2 separate regions of the Homo sapiens genome follow, and region 1 is linked to region 2. Evidence: chromatin contacts called from ENCODE Hi-C or POLR2A ChIA-PET data. All regions are on one chromosome and are shown on one strand. Each heading gives the region's core, a stretch centred on a gene start or an enhancer-like site at or near the end of the contact. The rest is flanking DNA. Distances are from core to core; before and after follow the strand shown.

Region 1 (4,976 bases), core at 1,643-4,142, 520 kb before region 2:
AAATAAAAATTATCCTGCCAAGGAGAGTAACACTCAAAAACTACAATGAAACAAGAATTTGCAATTTGTAAGCATCTAGCTTTTGCCAGGCACAGGTGAAAGAAGTTTAGGGAAGCCTCCCTTAGATTATTACCTTTTTTCCTAGGTAATAACCATCTTCTTCTATAAGGACAGAGTGAGACTTTGAGAGGTAAGAAATGAGTTGAGGCCAAAGTTCTACAAGACATTAAAGGAGCCTAGTGGAAAAGTAGGTCCTAAGTAGGATAGACCAGAGGGCTCAGGAAATTAGTTCCAGCTATCAAATCATGATAGCTACAATGCCCTGGGCACTGATATCATGTATGGCTTGTGGTGGTTTAAAACATGCCTACACATTCCTTGACATTCCTCCCACATAGAGGTGGAGTCTAAGTTCCTTTGCTTTGAATATAGGGTAGCCGTGCTGACTCCTTTCTAAGGAACAGAATGTGGCACGTGGTAGAACTGATTCCAGGGCTAGGTTAGGAAAGGCAATACAGCAACTATATGGCTTTCTTGTTCGCTCTCTGAACACTTGCCCTTAGAATCCAGCCCTGATATTTCAAGGAAGCTCAGACACAGGGAGAGGCCATGTGTAAGTGTTCCAGGGACAGCTCTAATGGTCCCAGGTCCTAGCTGACAGCCACCATCAACCACCAGACATGTACGCTTTTACGGGACCCTCAGCCCCAGCCTTTGGGCTGCCCCCACTGGTGCTGAATGGATCAGAAACCAGCCGTCCCAGCAGGAACCAGCCCATTTTGCAGATTTGAGAGCAAAATATAATTGGAATTCTGGGGTGGTTTGTTACGTAACAGTAGGTAACCAGAAATCCATAATTTCCGGGTTTCTAGTATTTTCTTTTTCAAGAAAGCTCAGGTGTGGTGGCTCATGCCTGTAATCCCAGTGCTTTTGGAGGCTGAGGCAGGAGGATCACTTGAGGCCAGGAATTTGAGACCAGCCTGAGCAACATAGCAAGATCCCGTCTCTGCAAAAAATCGTTAAAAATTAGCCTGCTGTAGTGGCAGGAGCCTGTAGTCCCAGCTATTTGGGAGGCTGAGGCTGGAGCAGTGAGCTATGATTGTGCCATTGCTTTCCAGCCTGGATGACAGAGCAAGACTTCATCACCCCCAAAATAAAATAACCAGAGCAGTGTTTTTAATGTTATCTTTAATTCCCTCTGCAAGCCTAAAAAGTAGGTATACTGCGATCCCTTTCGGAAAAATGAGGAAAGGGAGATCCAGGTGGTGAAATGCCTGGCTCAGGTTTCACACTAATTGGCAGGGTCAGGATTTAGCAGCTTCAAAGAACGGGCCTTCTCCACTACTCCAGGGAGTCTCCAAGACACTAAAGGGGATTAGACCTGTTTCCCACAGCTTTAGGAAGAATTTGGATTCCAAAAACAGCTTGATTGTTAAAATAATAACATCTGTATTATCACCTGCAACGTGTCTCTGTATAGGCTTAAAAAGGCTCAGCAGCTTTATGGGTTATATATGGTTTTTTACCCACCTTATCCTGTTTAATCTTAACTGCCCCATGAGCAGGTTATATCATCTTCGCAATTTCACAGGTAAAACTAAGAATCAATAGACTAACTCTCCATAGCTTGTAGGAGGTGGCAGAGATGAGAATGCAAACTCAGGCCTGATGTGCAAGTGTTTCCCTCTGCCTCTTGCCTGTAAAAAAACAGTTTGTAAGAAACACACTTTATTCAGTAATACAAACGAAAAGTTTTCTGTTGCCAAGATTCACAAGAAGGGAGCTGAGTTAGTGGTCACTCACTGCCCAACACCCTAATTTCACAAGTGAAGTGAAGTTCCAACAAAGTAGGCCTCTTGGAAGAAATGTAGACGTTGCTGTCCTTTAACCAGGAAAATTGCGTTCTCGGGACTTCACGCCTATGTATCGCTTCACACCAACGCTGCGCAGTACCACAGGGCAGAAATGGGTGCTTGTGGTATTCCAGCACATAGGACTTCCTCCCCAGGATGCAGTTACCCACACTGCTCACATATTTGCATTTCTGTGGCCCCCTGTCAGCCTGAGTCTGCACTACGTGGTAAGCACTTGACATTCGCCGTCTCATTTCCCCAACTCCACTCGCACTTCCCCTTTCTGTGCAGGCTAAGGACAGATTCAGGTTACCGGAGGGAAACAACATTTCAATGAATTTGTTAGTCGCCTTTATCGCTATCAAAGCCAATCGTGACAAGTTTGTCTTTTAATGCAGCAACCAGTACTCGCGCATAAGCCTCATAGATTTACAGAGGCCATTTTAGAAACACGACCGAAACTTAGGTTAAGTCAGCTTTGCCTAAGATCACGCCACTCGCAAAACAGCTGAGGTTCGAACCCGCACTGGGAAGGCTCGGAAGACCCCAATCTCCTATCTCAAATTCCCACTGCCGAAGCCCCACGGTTCTCTGCCTATGCGAACCATGCAAATACAGCGGTCGTCGCGCCACAGGCCGTGCTAGCCGCCAGCCCAGCCCCATCTAGCCACCGCCTCCGGGAGAGTGGCGTGCCGCGAGTCGCGGGTCCCAAGTGCCGTCCGCTCTGCCCTGCAGCGCGCGTGGGAACGCGGCGGCGGTGGCCTCTGGGCTGCCCACGGCGACCGCCTGCGCGCACGGGAGCGGGTTTCCGCTATCCCCACCGTGGCCTCCTCCTCGCCGCCACCACCTTCCCACCCCCCGGCCCGCGCAGGGGCTGGCGTCCGGGAAGCGCGCGGCGATGCTTCTTTTTCGCCCGGCACCGCTGCAGCCACCTCACATCCGGGCGCGCGGCGGGGAAGGCGGCGCCGGGGCCAGGGTGCGTGGAGGGAGTTATTAAGGGGGAGGGGGCCGAAGAGGAGGGGCGGAGGGCCGGGCTGCAGTTACGGCGGCTGAAGAGAGACAGCCCAAGCCGGTCGGGGTGGGGGCGCGAGAGCGAAGGCTGCGGGGAGCGGCGCTGGGACCGGTGCGGGCAGCGGGGAGGGGAGCGGCGGCCGAGGCAAAGGGCCGCCGAGCGGCGGAGGCACCGAGTAAGGGTCGGCGGCGGTGGCGGCTGGGTCCGGGGCACCGCGCGCCCGGTGCTCCCGGGTGTAGAAGGGGCGCGGGCGCATTGCTCCCGGGGTCGCGTGCGTGAGCGCGGGCGCCGGGGCGCCCGCAGGGGGTGGGCAGGGGCGCGAGGCCCGCAAGGCGGCCGGCGGGTAGCCGGCGGGCTGGCTGGCGGGGACCGAGCCGCCGGGCCGGGGAGGACGGCTGCGGGCCTGCGCTAGCTCCAGCTTGAAGCGCCCGGGCCGGGAGATTCGGCCTCCCTCCTCCCTGCGGCCGGCCGCCCCTCAGTGAGTACGGTCTCCGCCCTTCCTCCGAAGGAGGCCGCTGGGCCCGGGCCTGCGTGAGGGGCTGCGGGTTGGGGTCGCGGCCCGGGGAAGCCAAGTTTCGGAGCTGAAGCCGGTGCTCGCCCTTTCCTTGCCATCGGCGCCCCTGACATGGCCACAGGTGCGGCTGGCCTGGCGAGGGGCGCTCGGGCCCCGTCCCCAGTCCCTGATCGCCGGATAACAAGGGGCAGCTGGCGCCGTCCATTGGCAAGTGACAGGCACTTTCCAACAGACTTCGCGGGTTCCCAGCCTAACCAGTCTTCTACCTGCCCCCACTCCGGGAAACTTCCCCACCAGTCTTGAAAGATCCCCATGGGTGGCAGCTACTAATCTTGGTTTCTCTTGTGTTAAAGCTGCTTAAAGGTTATATACCTTGAATTGGGCACCTTCTACTTTTTACCATGTTGATGCTTAGGATACTAGGAAAGAGAACTGAGTACCAATGATTCTATCTCCAAGTTCTAATTTATAGCATAATTTTGGGGTGGGGACTTGTTTTTAACACTAGCTGTTTTGAGAGATTAAAAAGTTTCAGCTTCTGAAGAAACAGCCAAGATTTCTGAAAACTTACTGTTCTCGGTGACAATTTTGTGCCGATTTATCTTCCAGGTGCAGAGCATTGTAGACCAAGGAGCCATGGATAGGAGAAGTATGGGTGAAACAGAAAGTGGAGATGCTTTCCTTGACCTGAAGAAGCCTCCTGCCTCCAAATGCCCCCATCGCTATACAAAAGTAAGGTTTGCCACTAATGAAATAGTGTTTCTTTTTAGGTGGCGAAGTTAGTAACATTGTATAACTATTTCATTCCTATTAAGTGGTAATCTCATTCTGACTCACTACATGGACTAAATATTAACTAAATTTAGTAGTGCATTACTTTGAACATTTTTCTGCAAGTGTAGATACCCAGCGTTTAAGCTGGAATTTGCTTTGAGAGGCTTTTAGGTGAAGGGAATGTAGGCTTAGATTTTTTTAAAATTGCGGATCAGTATACTTTGTAAGTTCTGTAACAGCTATGTAATTGGTACGTTTATTGATTTACATACTGTACTGTGAGGATTAAAGCCCTAGGATGCGTTACAAAGTTAGTGTCCTCTGTATTGATGTTTCCTTAAGAGGCAGACTCCCCATAGGAATGCTCTTGAGTGTGCTTTTCATGGGTAACTGGCTTTTCAATCCTGTTTTTTTATTTTCTATTACAAATTGGATATGGACTCAAAAAAGTAAGGCTTCAGTCATATTTCCCCTAGCTAAAAACTGGAGATGCTTAAACTGCTTGTCCAGATAACTGCTTTTGGGAGAGAGAGGAAGTCATATTTATTAAAGATCTTGCATCAGTACATGTCTTGTTGGCTACTGAATGTTTTTGAAGAGGTTGACAGGACTCAAATTGTAAATTCATTTCTGGGTCCCTGAAATGTGTCAGGCTGGATCCCATAAAACTTGCTCAACAGTGTTGAAGCAGTTGGGACCACTGATGACAAGAAGGGTTATATCCTAGTTGGGCACACATCCATATATTTCCTTAGTATGGATTTTTCTTTTTTTTTTTTTTTTTTTTGCACCCGACAGGGCGTCACTTTGTCGCCGAGGCTGG
Region 2 (5,074 bases), core at 2,526-5,025:
CATCATGATGGCTGAATGCCTCCTGGGTCACAGTGGTCCACTGGAATGGGTGTCTTCGTCAGTAGTAAGGTGGTAGGAATCATCTCGGGCAAAAATCCAGGTACCAGGTCTGTAGGCTGATGGAATAGCACAGGGAAGGTAGTCAGAAGGTCCAGGTGAACACTCAGCAATCAGGAGGCACAGGACTAGAAGGGGCAGGGACAAAACAGGTAAAATAACAAATGCATGGAATTACAAACACAGGACTCTAAGTGGGTCTGCTGTCAGCACATCGGCAGCCTGATGGCTGTTAATTCTTGATGAGCCTGGCTTAGGCAAAGACAAATGATAAATGAAAACAAACAACAGCAATCCAAAAAAGAAAACACAAAAGTCTGATTAACACTCTCGATTTGTGGGAACTGTCTCGCGAAGCAGCACACAGAAACTAAGCCTTATACTTTAGGAGAGTAATTTGATCGGATTCAGGGTACTGGGCATTTTTTGGTGAGGAGAGGAAGTGGCTCCACAAGTGCCATAAAAAGAACTGAGATTTTAAGTTTATATACCAACAATAAAACAAAGGAGACATTGCCCCTCTTCCTCTTCCAATGCCTTCCTCAAACTGTCTTATGACCTTCTCCTTTTAAAAAGCTGTCCTTTCATCTTAACAAGATTCCATCTTAAGTAGGAGAAAATAAGGTCTTGGTCCTTCTGTATGTAATACCCCATCATTCAACATATTGGTTTCTCCTTATGTCTGAGGGCTCCCTAGATCAAAATTTAGAATTAAAAAACATTAAAACATAAACATGATCCATATCTAGCGACTTTTCTCCTCATTAAGAGTAATGTAAGTTATCACATAGCAATTAAGAAAACACTTACTGAGTGGTTATTCTGATAGCCTGCTCTCTAAACTCCTCCTTCCTAATAAATGCATCTTGATATGTTGTGGTGTATGTGGGCAAAGATGCACTAAACAAGGACCCTGCTTTCAAGGAGTCTGCTATCTGCAAAGACAGTAAATGCAGGCAAGTAACTATTTTACAGGATTTTGTATACAGATAGAGGATACATAACGAAATGTCATAAAACTTTAAAGCTCTATTCTGGCTAGTTAGGAGACTCATGGAAAAGAGGGCATAAGAGTTGGATACTGAGAAAATGGCAGTTTTGACAGATGAAAAGCCACAGAGCAGCAGTTCCAAAGTAGAATGAGAGTATGAACAAAAGTGCAGAGATGGTAAAGGATAAGGCATTTTGGAAAATGGCAAGTACCATAATTCACTTTGGATGGAGCATCCTCAGTTTGCACTGAGGGTCTGGACAGAAACTCAGGTCTTCTAATTCCCAGTAACAGTGCTGGTGGTAGTGCTTGCTCAGTCGTTGTCTCTTTTCTCACAGCAAGGTCAACAGTCCCAAAATTCAAAAATAAAAAAAAATCTACCTCCAGTGTTCCTGCCGCATCGTGACAAGCTCTTTCGGGTTCCAGGTCCAGGTCTTGAAAATCTGGAAATCTGGAGTCCATGGCTGTGGCTACACTGAAAGTTATCTGCTCCAACTATTGCAGAACACTGTAGTGAAATCTTTTCAACCTCCAATCCTGGACATCTCATGTTTTGCCACAGAATTTCAAGCTTTGAGTTCCAGTTGTTTTTTTTCCCTCCTTTCTGCTGAGGAAAGCATCTTATCACCACAGTCTTAAGTCTTTTGAGGTACATCCGGATTTAATTACAAAAGAGCAAAAAGACCAACACTTTTTTTTCTCCAAGTCATTTCTCTGGAAGTGAGATTATCTGTCTCTGCCCTTTAGGAAAAGGGAATAGTCAATTGATTTTTTCAGACATTTGAATGAAATAGCATAACTGGCTAACATCTAATCAGACAAAATACACTTAAATGTGTTTGTGTTCACTTGCTTAGGGCTGTACCACTTGGTGAGCACCACTCCACAAAACGAAAATGTTTGAAATCCAATTGTTCAAACATTTTTATAGTGTTTGTTGGATAATGGCCTGAAATTTGATAAAAGCAGCTGACAACTAACAAAGAAGCAAAAACTGGCATCTTGGACATCCTAGTATTACACTTGCAAGCAATTAGAACACAAGGAGGGCCAAGGAAAAAGTTTAGCTTTGAATCACTTCCAAATCTACTGATTTTGAGGTTCCGCAGTAGTTCTAACAAAACTTTTCAGACAATGTTAACTTTCGATTAAGAAAGAAAAAAACCCCAAACATCTTCAGGAATTCCATGCCAGGTTCAGTCTCTTCCAGTGAGCCCGCTTGCTAAAAGTCCACGTGCACCATTAATTAGCTGGGCTGGCAGCACCATGTAAAAAGAAGCCTATTCACCACCAACCACACAGCCTAGACATGTAAAGTAGGATCAAGTAATGGATGACAACCATGGTCGTGGAATATGGTCAATGAGAGTCAGAAAAGTACAGGCACCAGTACAAGCAGCAGATAACAGAGTTGACGGGCCAAAGGATAAAATAGGCTTATTTAAATAGGATGCTACAGAACACATCCACTCCTAATTGTAGCTGCTTTACACTGGGTGCCATTGTACCATATGCATCAGCCACCCTTCAGGCACCCCATGGTGAAAGAAAAGGATTCAGAATAGAAGCCAAGCAGGGGACTGTTGTTAACCCCGAATATCCATTATGCATAGAAACAGCTCACATATCCCAGGGACTCAAACAGGGCTTCAAAATGGTTGTGAAGGGTCCCAAATGACATCTAGGCCTCAGTTTCCTCTCTGTAGCATGAAGAAATTGTGATTCTTAACTCTTCTGGGTCACAGCCCCCTTGGAAAACTTGCTAGCGATGGATCATCATTCCCCTAAAACGCACATTCCCACAAATTCCCATCATTCCCCCAAACCGCACATTCCCACAATTTCAGGAAGTTTGGGGATCCCCAACTCCAATCCAAGGTTCCCAGGTTCAAAACCCAAGGATTGGGGAACTGCTAAGTTTTCTTACAACTCAAAAAAAATTATAAACAATAACCATCCTTTACGTACACCCACGCTTTATAGTTTACAAAGCGATTTCAACCCCACACACATTGATAGGCAGAGGAGGAAACTGAGGCGCAGACAAATTACAGAGTGACTCGCCTAAGGTCACTCCGCCAACTGGTGGCTAGGCCCGGAAGAAAACCCAGCTCTTCCGACTCCGGAGCTCGTCTCCCCACCCCGGGGCTGCCGCCAGAGCTCCCGCCCCTCACTAAGGCGGCATAAGGAGGAAAAGGCAAAGTAGAAATCCCACAACCAACCATCCTCCGGCCCCCTCCTGCCCCCCCAACTGGGTCCTTGCAGGCCCCGAAGGGTGGCGCCAGGCCTCCAAGCCGGCCCCGGCCACCCCCGCCTCCCCGGCCGCTCCAAATCCCGCGGCCGCTGCCGCCGCCGCCTCCCCCGGAGCGGGGCGGAGCAGCTGCCCGCCGCCGCCGACCACCCGGACGACTCCTCGTCGAATCGCAAACGCATAGGCCGCCGCCCGAGTTCTGCGTACGAGAAGAAAGACGCGGCGCGAGCGCCAACGGCCACCGGGCGCGCGCCGCGGCGGCCGGGCCTGCGCCCCAAGAGCTGGATGCCAGAGCAGGAGAAAGAGCCGCCAACCGATCGCTCGATCGACCGCACGCCCGTTCCTTCGCCCTACCAGACCCGGGAGGGGGGGAGGGCGCGCCAGGGCTTCTTCGATTTAGGGGCCTGACTCCCCGGCGACGAGACAAGATGGCTCCTCCGGTCCGCACCGCAGCTACCGTCCCGGCTGCGTCGCTCGGCCCGCCCCCGGTACTGTTTCTTTAAATGGCGGAGAGGGTCAGGAAAGCAGGAAGAGAGGCGCACGCTGTCACGTGACAGGGGCGGGACCGGCCAACCAAGATCCGGTCACATGGGGACACGCAGCCCGCCAATCAGGAGGCTGTACATCAGGGCGGGGGCGGGAGGAGCTGCAGCTTTGTGATTGGCTGAATGCTCCGCGGAGGCCTCGGGGGCTTGGGGCGTCGGGGAGTGTGCGAGGTGGCCGGGGCTGTGTGCACTATCGGAGACAAAGCGGTGGCTGTGGTGTCTGTGACGGCGGCGGCAGAGCAGCTCTAAACGCCGAATTTCGTGTTGCTGAATCCTGTCACCATCTCAACTAGCGCGGCGCGCGGGCGGCGCGCGGGCGGCGGCGGAGGCAGCGGCGGCGGCGGCGGAGGCGGCAGCAGCACATGGTTCCAAGAGCGCTCTGCGGCTGTTGGGTTCCAATTCCGCGGGGAGGGACAAAGGCAGTTGTGAGATCCGGGTAGTGCCCGGTCAGGTGGTGCGCTCGCCACTGCCCTCGATCCGGTCCTTGGAAGCCGGGAGTAGCTCCTCTTCGTGGGGAGGCGGCCACGGGACCGAGGCCCGGGAAGGGCCTGGGAGGCTGAGGCTGTTGTCTGAGGGACGTGGGGGCGGGGCGCGGCCTGCCCGAGGTGCTGTGGGCGGGTCATTTGTGAGGTGTTTATGTGGGCCAAGTGTGAGGTAATCTGACCACCACCCTGAACTGGGTTTGGTCCGGCTTTGAAAAAAGAAATCGTGAGTGCCTAGGAGCTTTTTCACTTGGGAGGTGGTGAAGCTGCAACTTGCGCCATATAACACTCCGTCGACATCTTGGTCTCCGGTCTTGGGCCTGTTTAAGAATCCTGGCATCACGTGTGGCGAAGACATGGCTGATCAGTTTTCTGACAGAAGTGGGTAAATTTCCGCGTTGGTAAATTTCCTGACAGGAAATTTCGGGGAACCAAAAAAGGCTGGAAGAACATGAAGATGGAGCAGTCATAAACCACCCACTCAAGGACCATCTCCTTCAGGACCATCCACACGAGACTCAGATTGTCTGAATTGAGCTATCGCAACTTAATGCTAAAAGCTCCTTAAAGCTACAGATTTATGACATAGTTCCTTCCAAAATATTACATCATAAATCATTGAGAAGATTAAAAAAAAACACTTGAAGAAATTGTAGTTTTAAACATCTCTGCATATATTTTGGATAGCTACTAGGTTACTTTAACTGTCATTAAGGAGCACAGACTTACTGAAGCTTTACTGGACAGA

The links. A loop is a pair of places that touch in the nucleus more often than their neighbours do. ChIA-PET counts read pairs that join two places held with the same protein, here RNA polymerase II (POLR2A). Pooled maps may share reads with other maps.
Region 1: a loop to region 2 is called in a map of CD4-positive, alpha-beta T cell, with 4 times the contacts of the local background. The contact joins the promoter of EIF4ENIF1 here to the promoter of TUG1 in region 2. A Hi-C loop is called at or near these places in 6 of 168 maps with a recorded cell type or tissue (CD4-positive, alpha-beta T cell, CD8-positive, alpha-beta T cell, naive thymus-derived CD4-positive, alpha-beta T cell and 2 more), 5 of 37 single-sample maps with no recorded cell type and 15 of 50 pooled maps. POLR2A ChIA-PET finds 5 or more read pairs at or near these places in 2 of 52 experiments (CD4-positive, alpha-beta T cell and activated CD4-positive, alpha-beta T cell).

What each region holds. Positions count from the first base shown.
Region 1 is chr22:31,487,758-31,492,733 of GRCh38, reverse strand. It overlaps EIF4ENIF1 (eukaryotic translation initiation factor 4E nuclear import factor 1), which reads left to right and starts at 2,892. Exons shown (of 19, transcript NM_019843.4): 1 at 2,892-3,040; 2 at 3,989-4,111. The coding sequence starts at 4,016. RefSeq lists enhancers at 1,878-1,937, 2,337-2,959, 2,960-3,583 and silencers at 2,488-3,137, 3,218-3,507.
Region 2 is chr22:30,967,966-30,973,039 of GRCh38, reverse strand. TUG1 (taurine up-regulated 1) reads right to left here and starts at 3,775. Exons shown (of 3, transcript NM_001396518.1): 1 at 1,261-3,775; 2 at 1-185. The coding sequence starts at 3,683. The coding sequence ends at 3,222. It overlaps MORC2 (MORC family CW-type zinc finger 2), which reads left to right and starts at 4,266. Exons shown (of 26, transcript NM_001303256.3): 1 at 4,266-5,074. RefSeq lists a silencer at 3,255-3,504 and an enhancer at 3,535-3,864.